Regions from separate parts of the Homo sapiens genome. Here region 2 is linked to region 1. Evidence: read pairs that join two places in POLR2A ChIA-PET (ENCODE). Cell type or tissue: HepG2. All regions are shown on one strand. Links, peaks and the distances in the headings refer to the core of each region. The heading gives the core; the rest is flanking DNA. Region 1 overlaps SUSD5 (sushi domain containing 5). Region 2 overlaps FBXL2 (F-box and leucine rich repeat protein 2).

Region 1 (10,501 bases), core at 729-8,728:
ACTTAGTAGCAGTCTGTTATTTGCCTTTTTAGAAAGGGCCTTTATGCTGTTCTTTCCAAAACAGGGTTTCTCATTGTTTTCAATAATGATAAGCTGAGAATTTTCCAAATTTTTTAGTTCTGGTTCCTTTTTGCTTAACAATTCCATCTTTAAATCATTTATTTCTTCTCAAATTTTACTGTAAGCAACAATAAAGGAGCCAGGCCAGTCCTTCAAACTTTGGTTAGAGATTTCCTCAACCAAATATTAAATTTCATGGCTTGCAAGTTCTGCCTTCCATAAGACCCTAGGACACAAACACAATTCAGCCAAGTTCTTTGCCATTTTATAACAAGCATTGCTTTTCTGCTGATGTTCACCAACATGTTCTTCATTTCCATCTGAGACCTCATCAAAATGGCCTTTATTGTCCATGTTCCTACCAACATTCTGTCCAGAGTTGTTTAGGTATTGTATGAGAAGATGAAGACTTTCTCTACAGCTCTCGTTTCCTTCTGGGCCCTCACCAGAATTGCCCTCGATGGTCCATTCGTGGCAAGGTAGTCTTTTTCTAGCATGCTTGACATGGCTACCCAGCCTGGTCTCATCTCCTAGACCCAAAACACTAAGGCTGGAGGACTGGAAAATCCACAAGAGATGTGGTGCACTGCAGAGGAAGCACCTAAAACATTCTAGCACCTCAAAACTTTTCTAGCTTCTACCTGTTAATTCCAAAGCTGAATCCATATTTTTAGGTATTTGTTACAGCAAACCCCCCACTTCTTGTTACCAATTTCTGCTTAGGCTGCTATTTAAAAATAACATAAATGGGGTAGCTACAAATGACAGAAATGTATGTCTCACAGTTCTGGAGGCTGGGAAGTCCAAGATAAGGCACTGGCAGGTTCGGTGTCTGTGAGGACCCAGTTCCCAATTCACAGATAACTGTCTTCTTGTGGAGTCTTCACATGGTAGACGGGGTGAGGCAGTTCTGTGAGGTCTCTTTCATAAGGGCACTAGTCCCATTCAATGAAGTTTCTACCCTCATGATCTGTCTTGCTCTGTCTTGTATGGCTATAACAGAATGCCTGAGACTAGGTGATTTATAATAAACAGAAACTTATTGGCTCAAAGTTCTGGAGGTTGATGAGTCCAATATCAAGGTGCCAGCATCTAGCAAGAGCCTTCTTTACATGGCAGAAAGTGAGAGGAACCGAACTCACCCTTTTATAATGGTACCAGTTCCACCTATGAAAGTGGAGCCCTCCTGGCCTAATCACCTATTAAAGGTCCACCTCTTAATACTGTTACAATGGCAATGAAATTTCAACATGAAGTTTGGAGGAGTCAAACATTTGAACCATAGCATGGCCTAATCGCCTCCCAAAAGTCCCACTTCCAAATAGCATCACACTGGGGATTAGGTTTCAACGTATGAATTTTGGGAGGACACAGACATTCAGTCTATAGCAGAGTGACAGCTATGACATGAAAAATCTTCTAAGACATATTATGCAGGTCTCAGAATATGTATAGTATAATCCAATTTATTCTTTAAAAAACTTTTTTTGGTTGGGCGTGGTGGCTCACGCCTGTAATCCCAGCACTTTGGGAGGCCGAGGCGGGCGGATCACGAGGTCAGGAGATCGAGACCGTCCTGGCTAACACGGTGAAACCCTGTCTCTGTTAAAAATACAAAAAGTTAGCCGGGCGTGGTGGCGGGTGCCTGTAGTCCCAGCTACTCAGGAGGCTGAGGCAGGAGAATGGTGTGAACCCGGGAGGCGGAGCCTGCAGTGAGCCGAGATTGTGCCACTGCACTCCAGCCTGGGCAACAGAGCGAGACTCCGTCTCAAAAAAAAAGAAAAAACAACTTATTTTTGTGTATATGTGTAAACGTGTGTGTGTGTGTGTGTGTGTGTGTGTGTGTGAAATTCTCCCCTAGAAAAAAAGACATCTGAAGGAGAAACACCCTAGAAAGGGAGTAGCAGTGAGACTGAAGGGAGATATTTATAGTTCATGCTCTGTATTTTGTATATTTTGATTTTTTTAGTAGTGCGCATGCATTATTGCATTTCTTATGTAGCTTTAAAATATCTCCCTTCTATATGTCTTTTCTCAGCCTATCTTTTATCTTTTACGTGGGTATTCTTGAGGCCAGGGTCTGTGCTTAGAACTGGGCCTTCTTCAATATTTTGGGTGCACCATGTTCACATTCCTGTAGCCCATGTCTGCTGACTTCAGTGTCCCGGGGTGGGTGAAATATGGGTGATTCTTCCTAACTCTCTTTCCCCCAAGTAAAAGCTTTCCTCTGCAGTGTACCACATCTCTTGTGGATTTTCCAGTCCTCTGGCCCTGGTGTTATGGGTCTGGGAGATGAGACCAGACTGCATAGCCATGTCAGACTGCGGGCAGGAAAGAGCTTGGTGTGTTTGAGAAAACAGTGAGCCTAGATGGTTTCAGGTGAGAGGGAGTGATCCAAGATAGGGCTGAACAGATTGGGATAAGAGCTGGATATACAGGGGTGAGAATATTGGATTGAATTTTTAGGTGAAACAGGAAACCATTGTAGGGTTCTCAGCTAGGATGCACTTTTTGAACATTTTCTGAAAATTGTTCTGGCTGCTAGTGGTGCAGTCCAGTAGATCAGGAAGCCCCAAACTTGTCCTTTTTGCAAAGTCCACCAGGCCCCATGTTTATGACAAGAAAGTGAATCAGAGCTAAACCATGGTGTTCTCAAAGGAAACAACACCTGGAACACAATAATAATGCACAATGATTAGAACCATGGGCTCTGTACCCAGAATCCCTGGGTTTGAATCTTGGTTCTACCACCTAACTTGCCTTGGGAATAATATTAGAACCCATGACATAGATTTGTCAAGAGGACTGAGTAGGGTAATACAAGTGAACCACTTAGCCTAGTGCATAGCACAGAGTAACACCTCAATAAGTATGAGCTATGACTATGATTAGTATCTAGCACCACATAACTCTAACAACATAAAGTGATAATAATAGTATGGTTTCTTCACCTTGATGTTACACTGTTTTCAATAAATCAACGCATAATTTCTTTCAAAATAATTCTGCAAAGTTTAATATGCATATATATACATGTATTATATATACAGCTAATATGCGTACAACCAAGTAATTCCATGCCTGGGTATTGATCCAAGAGAAGTGTATGACCACACAAAAATGGGTACACAAATATTCATAGCAATTTTATCATAAAAGCCCAAAACTGGAAGCGACACAGATGTTCATCAACTGATGAATGGATCAAAATATGTGGTATATCCATACCATGGATTAGTATTTGGCAATAAAATGAATGAAATATTAATACATGCAAAAGCATGGATGAATCTCTATATATTAAGCTAAATGAAAAAAAGTCAAACACAAAATATACATACTGTATTACTCCATTTGAATGAAATTCTAGAAAAGGTAAAACTACCAGTGAGCGAAAGTAGCTTAATAGTTGCTTGGGGTAGTATGGAGTAGGGGAGGGTGTCTAGGGCCAAAGGCAAGTAGAATATGGCTTTTAAGAATTGTTCTATACCTTGATTGTTGTGGTGGTGGTGGTGGTTATACAATTGGATACATTTAGCAAAATTGACTAAGCTGTACACTTAAAATTGATGAATTTTATTTATATAAATAATACTTTAAAACACAAAAAAGAACAAGAAAAAAATTATCGAGCAGCTTTACAGTTATATTCTATAACTCCAAAATTGTGTTTTTCCCGAGTGTTCCCACAAACGTTATCTCATTTAATCAGCAAGGCAATACTGTAGGCAGGGTGTTATCATTCTCTCTATTCAGATGAGGAAACTGAAGAACAGAGAGATTTGGTGCTTTGTCTCAAGTGACACAGCTCCTGGGAGGTGCAGATGAGACCTCTCACCCATGCACCTTCCTTTTCCTGTCCCCACCCCTCCCAGTCCTATGCAGCAAGCCCCAAGATCCAGTTAAACCTGGTGCAAACATCTCCACCACTTTTTTTGACCCTGAGGCTGCAGCTCTAACTGTGGGCTTTGCTTCAGATTCTCAACCTCAGAAGGAAAATAGTAATAGCTAACACCTGCTGTAGTACCCTGTGTTCACTCATTTAATCCTCACAACAGCACTGCAGGAATTTACTATTATCCAAATTTTACAGATGAGTAACTAGGCACAACAAAGTTAAGTAATTTGTCCAAAGTAAGTAGGGGAGCAAGGACTCAAACCCAGACTCTACAGGCTTTTTGTTTTCTGAGATGCTCCTTTCTTCTTACTCTTGAATATCTTACCTTCACAGGCACTGCCGTTTGGGTTGGAATGTACGATACTCATGTTAGGGTGCCCTGCCTTCCAGTTTGCTCAGGATAGTTCTTTCTTGTGCTGGTAATTATTAACCAGGATCCCAATCATTTTCAAAAGTGTCCTTATATGGATGATAAACTATACGGTCAGCCTACCCTATTGACTTAGAAGAAAACTTTCCCAGGGAGCCCTGCTTACCAAAAGTAGAGAGTGTGAGAATGGTAGAGTAGTTACATGTGGATCTGTGCTTTCCCCTGCTCTCTACAGAAGTTCTTTTTTGTTAAAACAAAGATATCCTGACAGATCCAGAGACGCAGCTGTTGTCTGTGTTAGGGCAAGGGGAACCTTTGTGTGTGTCAGGGAAAGGGGAACCTTCCAGCAAATCACCACTGCAAATTAAACTGATTATTTGCTGCATTCATGGACCATAGCCCAACCCCAAGAATCCATCAGTAATCCTCTGTGTTCCCAGCTCTGCTAGCTTCTTCTCACCTTGAACCAAGCCTCCATCACTGACCATTATTGCTATGTCAGTAGTGGGCAAATACAGGCTCATATCTGGTTTTATCTTTTTATGAGCATTTTGTTTTTCCCCTTTTCATGGCCCAAGGTGGCATTCAATTCCAATTTAGCCATGGTGTGGTTGGCTTTATTTGGTTTAAGGACAATGGGTATTCAGTTACCATCATGACTTGAAGATCCATTCAGGGCCATTCAAAAGACCATCAGTCTCCAACCATTTATATGGGAAATGGAGCTGGTTTTTATTCAGGACCTTGTTAAGTTTCAGGAATGTGGTAGGCACTGGGAAAGGCATATGTTCGTTTAATTCTAGTAACAATCCTAAGAGATAAATGTCATTAGCTCCATTTTTACAATTAGAATAGATTTTCTATTATAAATATGAATATGTGGTCATTTTAGTGGAAAGTATAAAGAAAATTAAGGTCTCTCATAATCAGTCTTCCCTAATACAAGTATTTTAGCATGAGTCTTTTGTGTTCTCTACATGTTTTATTTAGTTTACTAAATTGGGATTATATGAACAACATATAAGATTGCATTCTGTTTTTTTTTTTTTCATTTATATGGCTATAGATCTATATCTCCCCATGACATTGAATATGCTTCAAAGAATGGCTATAATAATCCATTATATGAATGTACTATAAATTAAACATTCTCCTGTTATTAGACGTTTTGGTAATTCCATGGATTTCACTATAATAAATACCATGATTGAACATCTTCATGCATATATCTCTTTACTTATCTTCAACTACTTCAGGCTCTTTTTGTAGTTTCAATTTATCTAGAACTGTGAGCCAGAAATTGCATTAAGACCTTGTCTATTGTGCACTGCCTCAGACCTTGTCAATTACCTGCACAACAGCCATTCCCACCTCCATCCCCCAGCAGTTTCTCCCCTTCCCAAGAGAGCTGGTTGTTAATTTAATATTTATCAGCACATCACTGATTAATTGGGGACTAAGTAAGCAGAGAAGAATTATAGGACAAGCGAAAAGAGTTCGCATTTCAAAAACGAGGGAATTATTTTAAGGACTCAGAACAAATAAAACCACTTGCAACTGTTTAGAAAGTGATTATTTATTGTTTCGTTTGTTTGTTTTGAGACAGAGTCTCACTCTGTCCCCCAGGCTGGAGTGCAGTGGCACAGTCTCGGGTCACTGCAACCTCTGCCTCCTGGGTTCAAGCGATTCTCCTGCCTCAGCCTCCCGAGTAGCTGGGACTACAGGTGTGCACCACCAGGCCCAGCTAATTTTTGTATTTTTAGTAGAGACGGGGTTTTGCCATGTTGGCCAGGCTGGTCTTGAACTCGTGACCTCAGGTGATCCACCCACCTCGGCCTCCCAAAGTGCTGGGATTACAGGTGTGAGCCACCGTGCCCAGCTGAAAGTGATTATTTATTCTTGCCTCTGAGCTAAACAAAGAAAAAAGAAAAAAGGAAAGTGATTATTTACTAATAATTCATATTTTCATCAAGCTGTTACTCTGTATCCTTTTAGCTACTATTCCATCTCTCTCCTTCCTTTCATAGCCCTCAAAATCATCTGCACTCATGGCCTCCATTATCTTACCTTCCATCATTCATTCTTCCATCTACTGCCTTCTGGTTTCTGCCTTATCAGTTAAGTGGAACTACTGTCACCAAGGCTACTGGTAGTTTCTCTGTGGCTAAATATCATGGCCATTTCTCAGCCTGCCCTTTGCTTGTTGTTTCTGAAGCTTTAAGTACTTGACCACACACTTCCTTGAAACATGTTCTGCCTTGTCTTGCTCCAGGTTTTCTTTGTATATGTCTGGCTACAGTGATGTCCTTTGTGAACTCTTGTTTCTCTGCTCACTTCCTCTGGGCTCTGACCTCTGCCCTCATCTCCCCTTGTAACCAACCAGCCAGTGGGTTCCTCTTGCCTGCTGCTCAGATAGAGCCCATTTATTAAGACAGAGGAATTGCAATAGAGAAAGAGTTTAATACCCGTAGAGCCAGCTAAATGGGAGGCCAGAGTTTTATTATTACTCAAATCAGCCTCTGAAAATTCAGAGGCTAGGGTTTTTAAAAGATAATTTGATGGGTAGGGGGCAAGAGAATGAGAAGTGCGAGTTGATTGGGTCAGGGATGGAATCCTAGGGAGTTGAAGCTGTCCTCTTGCTCTGTCAGTTCCTGGGTTGGTGCCACAAGACCAGATGAGCCAGTTTAGTGGTCCGGATGGCACCAGCTGGTCCATCAGAATACAGAGTCTGAGAAATATCTCAAACACCAATCTTAGGTTTTACAATACTGATATTATTCATAGGAGCGACTGGGGAGGATAGGAACCTTGAGGCCTCTGGCCGCATGTCTTCTGGGCCATAATTTCTAATCTTGTGGCCACTTTGTTAGTTTTGCAAAGGCAGTCTGGTCCCCAGGCAAGTGGTGGGGGGGTTTGTTTCAGGGAGGGGCTATTATCGTTTTTGTTTCAATGTTACACTATAAATTCTTCACAAAGTTAGTTTGGCCCATACCCAGGAATGAACGAGGGCAGTTTGTAGGTTAGAAGCAAGATGGAGTCGGTTAGATCAGATTTCTTTCACTGTCATAATTTTCCTATGGTAGATATTTCTCATTGTCATACTTTTTGCAAAGGTGGTTTCACCCTCATCTCCCCTCACTCACTCAACACTTCAAAGGCTTCAGTTTTCATCTAAATGCCTGGTAATCTCAAATCATTTCTCAAGCCTAATCTCTCCAGACCCCTAAAGCCCTGAATTCCATATATGCAGCTACCTATGGGCATTGCTTGTGGCCCATCAAAATCCACAAGTCCCAAACTTATACTCATATCCCTCAGCCTCCTATGCCCTGATCCTCATCTCACCCCTAACACCTTGTAGTTAAATGTTCTGTAAAAACTTCCCTTTTCAGTATCTGCCAGATCCACCTAGTTCCTGCCCTCTGCACCTCATTTGGCTCCTGTGCTGCTATCCTGGACAGCTCAAATGGCCTCCTCACTGGTCCTCCAGTCTCCAGGCATGCTTCCTCAATGCATCGTCTACAATGCAAATAGTGTTGTTTCTATACCGCCAAGGGGATCATGTTATTTTCTGTGTTAAACTCCTTAGTGGTTCCTTGTTTTCCTCTGGACGAATTCTAGACTTTTTACCTGGCTTATGAGGCCCTTCATGAACTCATGCCTGCCTCCCTATAGCTTCATCGCTTGCAACTCCCCCATTGCTTGCTTCAGTCTTATCAACTTATTGCTATTATTTCAATAATGTAGGAGGCTCATATGCAAAAAACCGTTGTTTGGCACTGAGACCCAGACAAGTACTTCAGTGCAAAAGACTGGAAACATCAAAATAGACCCAACATACATAAGTGTATAGTAAGAATGGTGAAACTTCAAATTAGTGGGAAAAGGATGGATGGATTATTTGATAGTACTAGGCTAATTGGTTATGAATATGGGAAAATAAGGCAATGAATTATTAGATTATATATATATATTTTTTGACAGAGTCTCACTCTGTCACCCAGGCTGGAGTGCATTGGTGCAATTTTGGCCCACCACAACCTCCACCTTCTAACCTTCTGGGTTCAAGAGATTCTCGTGGCTCAGCCTCCCAAGTAGCTGGGACTACAGGCACGCACCACCACATCTGACTAATTTTTTATATTTTTAGTAGAGATGGGATTTCGCCATGTTGGTCAGGCTGGTCTTGAACTCCTGACCTCAGGTGATCCACCTGCCTTGGCCTCCTAAAGTGCTGGGATTACAGGCATAAACCACCTAGCCTGGATTATTGTATTGATATATGTAGATATCTTATAGATTGAAAGGAAAAGATAAAGACCACAATAGAGAAGTATTTTGAAGCAATACAATTGGTCAATAAATATTCAACTCTCTTGCCAATTAAAGATATGTGCATTAGGCCGGGCGGGGTGGCTCATGCCTGTAATCCCAGCACTTTGGGAGGCCAAGGTGGGCTGATCATTTGAGGTCAGGAGTTCGAAACCAGCCTGACCAACTTGGTGAAACCCCCATCTCTACTAAAAATACAAAAAAAAAAAAAAGAAAAAAAATTAGCTGGATGTGGTGGCGCATGCCTGTAGTCCCAGCTACTTGGAAGGCTGAGGCAGGAGAATCGCTTGAACCTGGGATGTGGAGGTTGCAGTAAGCTGAGATCATGCCACTGTACTCTAGTCCAGGCGACAGAGCAAGGCTCTGTCTCAAAAAAAAAAAATATGCGCATTAATATAAGAAATCACTTTTTCAGCCTGTAAAATTGTCAAAGTTTACAAACAATGATAGCACTCAGTGTTCTGAAGGGAAACAAGCAAATTTATATGCCACTTGTAGGTATATAAATTCTTTTGGGTTTTTAGAGACAGGATCTTAACTCTGTCACCCAGGCTAGAATACAGTGGCTTGATCATAGCTCACTACAGCTCCTGGGCTCAACAGATCCTCCCACCTCAGCTGCCTGAGTAGCTAGTACTACAGGCGCACACCACCATGCCTGGCTATTTCTTATTTTTTAATTGAGATGGGATCTCGCTATATTGCCCAAGCTGCTCTCAAAACTCCTGGCCTGAAGCAATCCTGCTGCCTCAGCCTCCCAAAGTGCTGGGATTACAGGAGTGAGCCACTGCACCCAGCCAGCCTGAGTGTAAATTCTTAAACACTCATATTCAACTTGGCAGAACTTATCAGAAGCTTAAAAACTACATATTCCCTTTCATCCATCGGTTCCACTTTGAGTATTTTATTCTAAGGATATTAGCATGGCTAGTAGTGTAGGGGAAGGAAGACTTTCCTATGCTCTGAGGGCTCAGTAACTGAGTCTATGAACATTGACAACAGACAGATCAACAGGGAAAAAAAGGTATACTAGGCCGGGTGCAGTGGCTCACGCCTGTAATCCCAGCACTTTGGGAGGCCGAGGCGGGTGGATCATGAGGTCAGGAGATCAAGACCATCCTGGCTAACACGGTGAAACCTTGTCTCTACTAAAAAATACAAAAAATTAGCCAGGCGTGGTGGCAGGCACCTGTAGTCCCAGCTACTTGGGAGGCTGAGGCTGGAGAATGGCTTAAACCCAGGAGGTGGAGCTTGTAGTGAGCCGAGATCATGCCACTGCACTCCAGCCTGGGTGACAGAGCAAGACTCCATCTCAAAAAAAAAAAACAAAGTATACTAATTTATTATATGCACAGGGCATCACAGGAAAGAAAAGTAAATACCCAAAACCCAGTAAGATTTAGGAGCTTATATATACTCTATGAAGAGGGTGAAGAGGGTACATAATATGCTCTATGAAGAAGGTATATAAGCTCCTAAATCTTACTGGACTTTGGATATTCACAGTGGAATTTGATGGGCTGGGGTGGGGGAATGTAGACAATTTAGGGGAGATTAAATGATTTTGGAGAGAGATGAATGAGCCCTCAGAAAAGTGGGTGTAACAAAGTCTGTCTAGGTCCTCTGCTGTGATAGGAGTAAATCTTCTCTGCTTAATGAAATTCCTGGGGAGGGGATTCATGACAACTGAGTTCCTTTTGGAGGATCTGTCATCAGGCAGACAAGGGAAGCCCAGAGAAAGCCTCTGCCTGCATCTTCTGTCCCCCAAGTGCCCTCAGTTTGAAGTAATCAGCATGCCAAACAGAGTTGTATATTTTTGGGTGGCATTTCCTGAACTCCCT
Region 2 (10,466 bases), core at 2,467-10,466, 190 kb before region 1:
GAAAAATTCTGTGACCTCTTTTGAAAATACTTATGAGAATCATTTTCAGAGAGTTGGGAATCACTTTGGAAGAACTTATAACCAAGAGTTTCAGGCATCCTAGTGATAATATGGAATACAAGCCAAGGAAAACTGGCTTAGCCTCCCCCCAGCCCTTTAGGATGCAGCCAATCACTGGGGCACTCTAGGGATAGTGGCAGGCTTTGGCCCTTTTTATGAGGTGAGTCACTGGATGTGTTTTCCTTTTGTCTATTATTTGATGACTAATTTAAAAAAACATGTAAGATATATAATTTTTCCCCTAGTGATTGGTGGCAAGTAATAATAGAAGAGCACTTTATGCAATTTTTGTTCGAGTCATCATCCACTGGAGCCGGCAGGGAATGTGCCCCTGTGGGTCACATGGGTGACTGACCAGGTCTCTCAGGGACCATTATGGACAGGCATAGTGAACACAAGGCAGTGCAGCACGTGTGCATCTTTGCTGCCTCACACTGCCTTCATGAATTATCGTTTTGGCCATTGAGTCCTGTGTTTGTTTGAGAAGAATATTTACTGTTTTAAAATCATTTTAAGAAACGACAGTTGGATCTTAATTGTACTTACGCATTTACTTTATCCTTCCAGATGGTTCAGAATTTTCAAGATGAGAGTTGTTTTTTATTCTCCACAGTAAAAGGTACTTTGCATGTGTGTGTGTCTTAAAATGCTGGAATCATGAGAGATGGTGTGTGCCTCTAATTAGTGCCTCTCGTGTTTATTCTTTAAAATGATTGCTTTACTCATTTTAAGAAGAAAGTTTGATAAATGAGAATATTTCTAGTGGTTGTAACAGAAATTAGCATATAAGGAAGAGGAGTCAGTCTTTCTAGATGACTGGAAAAAAAAATCTCAATTCATTCAGCCAACGTCTTACTGAGCACTTTGTGTCAGACACCGTGCTTCTGTCGCTCAGTGGATCTATTGAATAAAACAGAATCCATGAAACTCCTATTGGGGAAAGCAAACCAAAATTGGCCAAGAGATACACAAAATTCCCAATATGTTAAGTTCCATGAAGGAACAGGAAAGTGTGGGGGTACTTATGGATAAGGGAGATCTGGGTTGAGGGGAATATGAAACTGTAAGGCAAGGCTTCTCTGAGGAGGTGTTATTAATCCTGAGACTTGAAGAATGAGAAGAAGCGGGAGCTGGCCATTGGATTAGCATCCCCAGGCAACGTGGGGCTGTGTGCAAAGAAAACACCTGGCTTCTTGGAAAGCCTGGCAGTGGGCCATGTAGGTGCCATGCAGTGTGTGAGGGTGAGCGGATCAGGGCAAATCAAAGCAGGAGGCCGGGTCTGGCATGCGGGGACCGGATGATGATGGTAGTTCGGATTTACTTGAAATGCATTGGGTTGTCACTGAAGTTGTTTAAACAAAGGAGTAGTAATGTGACTAGATTTTTCTTTCACTTTCACAACTCTGTGGAGACAGATGAGAAGGTGGCAAAACGAGGCAGGAGATATCCAGGTGAAAGGTGATGGTATCTTACACGTTTATAGACAGGGTCCCAGTGGGCTCCACTTTTGAGGGAGGAATAGTTCTGACACCTTATTTTCTGTGGAAAGTAACTGGGCAGATGGTGATCTCATTGAAGAGGTAAGTATGGTTGGGGTAAATCAACCAAGAGTTTGATTTTGGATATGTAGAAATGTCAAGTAGGCAGTTGACTATTACCAGTCTGGGGCTCAGAGAAGAGGCCTGGGCTTGAGATGTAAATTTGGAAACCTTCAGCATATCAGCAGTGACTCAAAGCTGTAGAAGTTGTTAAGGTCATTTAGGGAGAGAATATGAAAAGAGCCAGGACCAGGCTTAGGTGGCTCCAACATTAAAGAGGAGGGATTCCTAAATGTAAAATTATTTGAGAAGAGATCATACATTCATAGACTGTTTTAAAAGTCAGGTGAGCTAAGATCCAAATCCGGTCTTAGCACAAAAGCTGCCCCTAGAAGAGGGAGATGTCATGTGTGTCAGGTGTCCCCAGACTACTGAAATACTGATTTTATTTTGCGCCTCACATGTTGCGTATGCCATCAGGTTACCTGCAAGGCTGAGTTTTAACTCTGAACTGGTTCACTCTTTCAGAAACATCTTTAGCCTAGTACCCTTCTGCTCAGTCTTTTGTTTTCACAGCAGTACAGTTTTTACCTTGCATAACTGACATTGTCTGAAAAAGAAGACATATACTATAATTGCATAGTTTTGTTTTGTGAAACCAGCAGACATTTTTTGGTATTAGAAATCATAGGATCTCCCCTCTAATCTCAATTTACTGTTTTGTTTTTTTTTTTAAACTTTGTCGTCATGAGAAAAATCATTTTTTTATGAATGCCTATATTGCTTCTCACTATTTACTGAGAAACACTAGGCAAAAGGAATGATACAGTTTTAAAATGTTTGAAATCTCTGTGAGTAGCTCAGAAATTTTTCTGGAAAAGGTAGATGTACACATTTGCATTTACTCCCTCAGGTCCTCTGCCCTGACACAGTATATTTCACCTGTTCTCCTTCTAGCTCTTGCTCCCCTTATGGACAGCACTATTATTGTGTGTCTTGATAGATGTCCCCCTACCCCCAGAACTGGCAGACAGTGTTGGAATGCGGGCGTTGATAGTGGGCCAGGCTTCGCAGAATGTCTAAAAAGGGAATGTGTACATGAAGTTTTTTGGGGGAAGAGGAGCTAGAGCAAGTTAATCTGCTTGTTTCTCTAGAATCATTTAAAGGTAACCTCTGAATTGGGAAGGGAGGTTGTAGTTGGCAGGGAGTTTTCCATTTAATAGGCTTAATTTCCTAAGCCTGACTGAAGAAATACTGTCTTTCCTTTTTCTGCAGCTGAAAGTAGTGATGGCATCCACATAATTTTGAAGTGATGTCTTATATAGACTGAACTGTATTCAGTACCAAATAGTCACGCTTAAAAGTGTGTGAAGACTGAATCCAAGAAGTCTTGGGATTGGATTTTACCATATGAAATGTTTCATATTGAAAACACAAGATGACCTTTCTAATGAGCTGTATGAGAGGTGAATCTCCTCACTGTCACTGCCATAGCCAAGCATCCTCATGAGAGTGAGCACATCGGCACAGCATGCATCCAGCTCTGGAGGCCACGGTGCAGGCATAGCTGCCTGCTGCTCTGGCAGAGGCCAGTAAATACAGTTCCTAGAAGCAGCCTTTGCTGTCTTTTTACACTGTATGCGGTTTGGAAATGAATGTAGAAACTTACTGTGGGCATTTACCTTTCTGTGCCAGTTTGGCTTTTATTGCCTGAACCTTATGCTGACCTGGAGAGGAGATGGGGGACAGTGCTGTTGTGGGGCCAGCAGTGAATCTGTATGCGGAGAGTTGTGTTGTGCTGATGTGGCCGTTGGTGGTCAGGTAAGAGGCTCGGCACCTTCTTGGAAGAAATCATGTCTGAGGGTGTACGTTTGATATGATCATGCCAGATTGGAGAAGATCCAAGCCAGGAAGATGGGCTTGAAGCAAACTGCATTATCAGGAGTACCTTGGTGAGAGGATCAGTGTAAATCCTAATAGGTACAAAGACTTTTGTGTTTTGGCTTTGTCACAGATTTATTGAAAAACTTTTTTGCTTCTGCTTCCATTTTTAGCATTTTAGTTTCTGGTTTTCATTTTTGGAGATTCCTTGCCTTTTAAACTCGTGGTTTTTCTCTCATTTTCTTCCCTCTCTCCCTCCATCTCTGACCACCCCCACCCTAACCCCCCACCCCCACCATCCTATTAAACATTTTTAAAGCCCTACCCCAGACATTGGAAATAGGTGACCCAAGTAGGGGGAGAAAGTATTATTGTTGATAGCTTCTGACTAGGTGTTAAGGGATCTTCATTATGAACAAGATGAATTTTTTTCTGGAAACACTAGATGTTATCAATCAAACACTAAAATGTACCATACAAATCCCTTAAGCCTCTCAAATATTGAGCTTTAGTACAATCATGGATAGACATTCTGGTGATGATTTAGGGGCTTTTTATACACCACATACTAGCTTCTTTCTCTATAAGAGTGCCTCTTTCATAAAACCAAATGCTTGTCTGCTAGCATACTTTTCAAAGGGAATCCACTGTTTTCTCACTTTCCTCCCATATCTCCGTCCTTCATCCAAAACCTTCCCAGAATCCATCAGCAAGCATGTTTGAGGCCTGTGGTGTAGGGGACTGAATTTTTTTTTTAACTTCTATTCCATTTTAATTGTAGGATATCTTTGTCCATATACCCAGGTGTCCTGATTTGAATGTACTATTTGATCCTCATTGTGTTCAGGCAAAAAATAGGAAATGAGTAATTTTGAGTTTGAAATCTCTCCCAGAAGACAAACTACTTCAGTGAGTAAAAGCTTTGACATTTTATGTTTTATTCATAAAGGGGGTTAATTATTTGCTACAAAGAAGCACGATCTATTTTCATCATCGATTTGAAAATATCTGTAACTCCTATAGATCCTATAGGCAGAGAGTTTTCCTTTCTGACTTTTTCCCTTTGCTTTCGTGTGACCACATGTTTTCTGTACCAGTCACTGGGGAAAGAAGTGAGTTTATCTCGTTTGTTTTAAAAGTTTTGCTTGTCTATTTAGCATTCCTTTTTGGGTCTCAAGATTTATGGAACAATAAATGTCATTTAATGCTGTGTGCTTATTTTGAATTCCTCATCAGGTTTTAGAAGCGGGGTAAAAATACTTAGATGCTTATCAGACTTGAAATTATACTGAGTGGCATTGAACGTGAGTTTGTCCCAGTGAAACAGGCTAAATAAATTTTGGCACCAGCAAATTTGTTACTTTGTTTTTTTAATAGTAGGATGTACACATTTCAGTATAATAAATGTTTTCTGATTGTTTTGCAAATGTGTGTCTCATTTAAAATCCCAGTTCCTGCTACTGTCACTTCGTGTCATAGAATCAAGGAGTTTCCCTGTGTGTATTCTGAGCCAGTCTAAATGTAGTAAGAGGTTAGGCTCATAGTTTTTTCCTTTTCAGTTTATTTTCTGAAAGCTGATGCAACTGAGGATATGTTGTTATTCCATTAACTAACTAACTAACTAACTAACTAACTAAACTATTCCAGACTTTAAAAGGAAGCAAACCTGATTTTCTTTTTTTTTTTTTTTTTTGAGACGGAGTCTGGCTCTGTCACCCAGGCTGGAGTGCAGTGGCGCAATCTCGGCTCACTGCAAGCTCTGCCTCCCGGGTTCACGCCATTCTTCTGCCTCAGTCTCCTGAGTAGCTGGGACTACAGGCACCCGCCACTATGCCCGGCTAATTTTTTTTGTATTTTTAGTAGAGACGGGGTTTCACTGTGTTAGCCAGGATGGTCTTGATCTCCTGATCTCACGATCCGCCCGCCTCTGCCTCCCAAAGTGCTGGGATTACAGGCGTGAGCCACCGTGCCCAGCCTGCAAACCTGATTTTCTTACAAGAGGTTCTCCTGTTTTGTAAATGAGGCCATGGATCATTGAGCATCAAGTCCAATAGCTGTGACTGATGATAGGTTGTATCCTGGCTCAAAAGAAATCAATCATGTATAGAAGGCTCTGGTGGTTTGTTTTGTTTGTTTGTTTGTTTTGTTTTGAGATGATGATGGAGTCTCACTGTTGTCTCCTGGGCTGGATGGAGTGCAATGGCACAATCTCGGCTCACTGCCACCTCCGCCTCCTGGGTTCCAGCATTTCTCCTGCTTCAGCCTCCCGAGTAGCTGAGATTACAGGTGCCCAGCACCACGCCCGGCTAATTTTTGTATTTTCAGTAGAGATGGGGTTTTACTGTGTTGGCCAGGCTGGTCTCAAACTCCTGACCTCAGGTGATCCACCCGCCTTGGCCTCCCCAAGTGCTGGGATTATAGGCATGAACCACCGTGGCCAGCCTTAAGTTAATTTTTTTTAATAGAAACTAAACTAATTCATAATCACTGAAGCAAGTCTGTTATATGCTCATTTATTGAAGTTGCTTCCTGCATCAGTCCTCCTCCCCCATCATCTCTTCCACAACAAACAGTGGGTATAAATGTATATTTAACTAACTGCTATGGTATCCACACAATTTTTAGACCAAGGAATACTGGAATATATCATAAGGCAATAAAATGACTTTAATGCTTACTCTGATGATAATTGTGCTAAGTCCGTTTATGGGGAGATTATATATATATATAATCTGCTTCTCTTCCTAGAATGCAGCTGACATAATATATCCTTAAAAACACTTCTAAAACTGCCTAATAAAGGTATTGGTAGTCATGGGAACACATCTTGCTTTTGCCGTTTCACTTTTAAGTTTCTCATGAGCTCTGGCCCTTCAGTTTGGGGGAGTGGTTGTTTGGAAGGGCCAGCCACCATGAACACCTAAGTTTACAATGAAGGTGGTGATGACTGATTGACAGGTTCTTAATAAAGATCATAAATATGGACAGCATGGAGCAAGAATGAACCACAGCAGAGAGTAGGGTCATTTTATCAGATTTCAGATAACATCAGGAAGGTCTGCATTTGGAAAATGGTTTTGCTTGGATGTGTCTGCCATAAAATCATAGCAATAAAACCCTCTGACTTAATTTTTTTTAAAGCATTGCAATGGTTTATTCAATTTTATGAGTCTAAAAGGTACCAACACTTACTGATCTGAGTTTTAAGTGTGTAAAACTTTTGAGTAGCTATGGTGTAACCTGATTTTTAAGATTTCAAAATAAGCTTGAAAAAAAATCACATCCATTTTACATGCATCCATTCATTACTTCTAATTGATTATACTACAGATAACTTAAGCCTTAGTTCTTTCTCTTTAAGGTTCCCCCCAGTTTTACGAGAGGCATGGACATAATTAGCTTTTTTCCTTTAGTAAAAATGTGTTATGTGCTGTAGCATACACCAGAGCTTCTACTTTCCAATCAGGCAACACAGACTCCGAGCTGCTTTTGTTTTTGGTCCCTGGAGGTGTATATGACAAGTTGACAGAAACAAAAAGGTGAAGACCCTGCTCCACCCAGTATAGAGTCCTCTTTTCTTTGGTGTCTCATGGAAACCTATTAACATGCCTTCCACATAAGTCTCTATATATAAAACTATCAGGCATTATGAATTAATTTGCAGTACAGTCACTTTGATAAAGTTGCTATTTATCTTCAAAGTGGAAAAGTCCTGCTAATCAAAATGGAATTGTGAATTAAAGTAGGCCACTGGCTTAAGTATCAGGTAGAAAATCAACAGCTTATTTTTTCTGCTCAGTTTGTGCTAACACTGATGGTCTTTTTGAGGAATGCTGAGTATGCCAAGGGTAGAACTTTCGTACCTAGGTAGGTACCAATCTCTTAAGAGATCCAGGTTTCTGGCATGGTCCTAGCTGCATTGAGACCACTTGTCATGTGTTAACTGACACAAGGCTTTGATTTGATTGTTTCACAGCAGAATAAAGGTGAAAACTATCACCAGAGTAACTGCAATCCATACAGAAGTCTTTTACCTGTAAATGCCTTTCCCAATGGAGAATCAACAGATTGGGTGATGGTGGAGTCGGTCAGGAAGACTCAGGTCTTCTAGAGGAAAGGATGCCTCATCACCCCTTGGGCCCAGGCAGCTGCTGTCAGAGAATGACACAGCACCTGCACAGTCGCTGTCCACTTCCTGCCACTGCTGTCGGTGGGGTGACGGGAGCAAAGTAGGCGTGGACTTTGACATGAGGGAGCTGAGCCTGGAAGGATGAAGAAAAAAGTGGAGTCTTTACACATTACTATTTTTAGGATTATAGTCATAATTCTAGAAAAACCTATAGTCCTCTATTAAAAATCTTCACCTTAGTTGAAGTAGAATTTATGCTATAGATTAGAGCTACTCCTGTTACTCCCCGCACCGTCTGCCCCCCATTAGTACCTTCTAAGGATAAGTGAAAACACTTACGTTGATACGTTTCCACCCAGGGGTAGTAACCAGCCCTGTTTACAAACTAAGTGAATGTTCTCTACAGCTGTAGCACCCTGGATGGGGCTGTTAAATGCAGTTGCCTAAACTTAAAGCATAATCAAGAAAACAGTGTAGGTGAACTATATGGAAAAAGCCAAATTCTGTTAAGCTCTCTTACCTGGAAATTAGCCAAGAGAGTTCTACCTCCCACTCATAATGACCTTAAATTGCTTGCCTTTACCATAGGCCTTTTTTCTTTTTTTGAGACAGAGTTTCACTCTTGTCGCCCAGGCTGGAGTGCAATGGCGCAATCTCAGCTCACTGCAACCTCCACCTCCCGGGTTCAAGCGATTCTCCTGCCTCAGCCTCCCAATTAGCTGGGATTACAGGCACGCAGCCAGCTAATTTTTATATTATTAGTAGAGACGGTTTCACCATGTTGGTCAGCTGGTCTCGAACCCTTGACCTTGTGATCCGCCCGCCTCGGCCTCCCAAAGTGCTGGGATTAGAGTCGTGAGCCACCGCGCCCATCCCAACATAGGCTTTCTTATAAGGGCTACGATCACCAGACTATGTGGAATCTCCAGCCCAGACCCAACTCAAGTTGAATCTTCCAGGGTGGAGTCTAAGCAAGAACATTTTGAAGAAGTTTAAGGTGACACTATTGTACCAGATCAGTTTGCATAACTATTGCATAACAGGAAATGAGTGTTGATTGATCGATTTATTTTGAGATGGAGTCTCACTCTGTGGTGCAGGCTGAAGTGCAGTGGTGCAGTCTGGGCTCACTGCAACTTCTGCTTCCCAGGTTCGGGTGATTCTCCTGCCTCAGCCTCCCGAGTAGCTGGGATTACAGGTGCCCACCACCACACCTGGCTAATTTTTGTATTTTTAGTAGAAATGGGGTTTCACCATTTTGACCAGACTGGTCTTGAACTCCTGACCTCAAGTGGTCCACCCACCTTGGCTTCTGAAAGTGTTGGGATTACAGGCGTGAGCCACCGCGTGCCTAGCCCCGGTCTGATTCTTGATGTTTTCCTTTGGTGCTTAGAAATGTCAGGTGTGACTGACTCCCCTGCCCCATACCTACCCGCATCCGCTTGATGCCTGCACGGGTAACCTGCTGGCAGTCGTACAGCTCGAGGCGCTCCAGGCCTCGGCAGTTCTCTAGGTGTTCCAGGGCCACATCAGTGATGAGGAGGCAGTTGTCCAACTCCAGTACCCGCAGCCTCTCATGGCCACAGGTACTGTTGCTCAGGTGCAGGATCCCATCATCTGTGATGAGTTCACAGTGGGACAGGCTCTGGAACAGGAAGACATGAGTAAATGTTTGCAGGACCCTTATTCCAAGGCTCAAGTCCTAAAAAAAAGCTGGAAGCTAGCCTTTTTGCCCTTCTGCAATGGGATGACACAGCAAGAATGCCCTCAGCAGATGCCAGCCCCTGGACTTCCCAGCCTTCAGAACTATGAGAAGTTTCTGTTCATTACAAATTATCCAGTCTGTAGTAGCAGCACAAAACAGACTGAGACATTTAATCAGGCAGTGAGGACCAAACACAAAGCCTTGGGGCCCTTTGGTTATGGGTTTGCTACACTGGGAGTGGCTTCTCTCTTCTAATTGTGTAAAGATGGAAATAAAATCTTCAGGGGAGATTTCAGTTTACCCCCTTGAGAGCAGTTTTATTGGCCAGTTCTCCATTTGAGGGGATGCCAGTGAAATCAATGCATCTAATGTCCTTGTTCATTTAGAAAATTGCACAAATAGCTGAGACCCAGAGATATACTGAGCATCTTTGAAGGTTATAATCAAATAGACCTTGAACAGTGTGATCTGACATTACTGACTTCTCTTGGGTAAACAGTAATGGTTGCAAAAGATAAATTCAGATGAATATTATATAGCCAAATGACATTTATGTAATTCTCTTAAGTTCTCTATATCAAAAACAGTTTCAGACCTGACAGTTTCCCCCAGTGCATATCAAATGTAAGATTCACCCCACCATAAAAACTAGAGAGGCAAAAGTACTGTATCAATTCCCATTTGTTCATTTGTTCCTTCAAATAAATGAGTTCTAACTCTGTCCCAGCCCCCACGTGTGCAATGATGAGTAAAAGTATACTTCTCTGCACTGGCAGAGCCCAGACTGGAGAGTCTATAAAATCAAATAATGCTAATCTTTTAAACTGAAGCTGAGGTGCTTTGAGAGCATATGATAGCAGGATTTGTCCTGGGGAACAGACCACTGAGTTGATATTTGAAGGATTAGGAGCTAATCCTAGGAAAGAGAGCAAAGAGTTTGTTGTGTGCAAGGCCCAGGGGTAGCAGGAGAACGGCAAGTACTGTTTAGGAAGAAGGTCAACATATAATAGGTGGGAAATAAGAGGACGCATGTAGATGCAGATGGAATTGGGGAGGTAAGGGCCAGATCACAGAGTTGTGTAGGTTATGTAAAGAAATTTAGTTCTGATTCCAAGGTCAGTGGGAGGAGTTGTAAGGAGAATGTGATGTTACA

What was found. Peaks named below come from ENCODE experiments on the same cell type or tissue, not always from the same donor. Only the 100,000 strongest peaks of a DNase experiment are listed, where the experiment ranks them.
Region 2: POLR2A ChIA-PET joins it to region 1 with 8 read pairs; 2 of 35 experiments call an interaction of 5 or more read pairs at or near these places.

What each region holds. Positions count from the first base shown.
Region 1 is chr3:33,190,621-33,201,121 of GRCh38, reverse strand. All of the region lies in intron 3 of SUSD5 (sushi domain containing 5), which reads left to right. Among named protein-coding and RNA genes, the nearest start is that of SUSD5, 23 kb to the left of the region's middle. In HepG2, for the core only: no CTCF peak of the experiment used is centred there; a DNase peak (open chromatin) is centred at 4,421.
Region 2 is chr3:33,382,776-33,393,241 of GRCh38, reverse strand. It overlaps FBXL2 (F-box and leucine rich repeat protein 2), which reads right to left. Exons shown (of 15, transcript NM_012157.5): 14 at 9,041-9,253; 15 at 5,150-7,741. The coding sequence ends at 7,634. UBP1 (upstream binding protein 1) reads left to right here. Exons shown (of 16, transcript NM_014517.5): 15 at 628-679; 16 at 2,874-4,906. The coding sequence ends at 2,911. Among named protein-coding and RNA genes, the nearest start is that of UBP1, 52 kb to the left of the region's middle. In HepG2, for the core only: no CTCF peak of the experiment used is centred there; no DNase peak of the experiment used is centred there.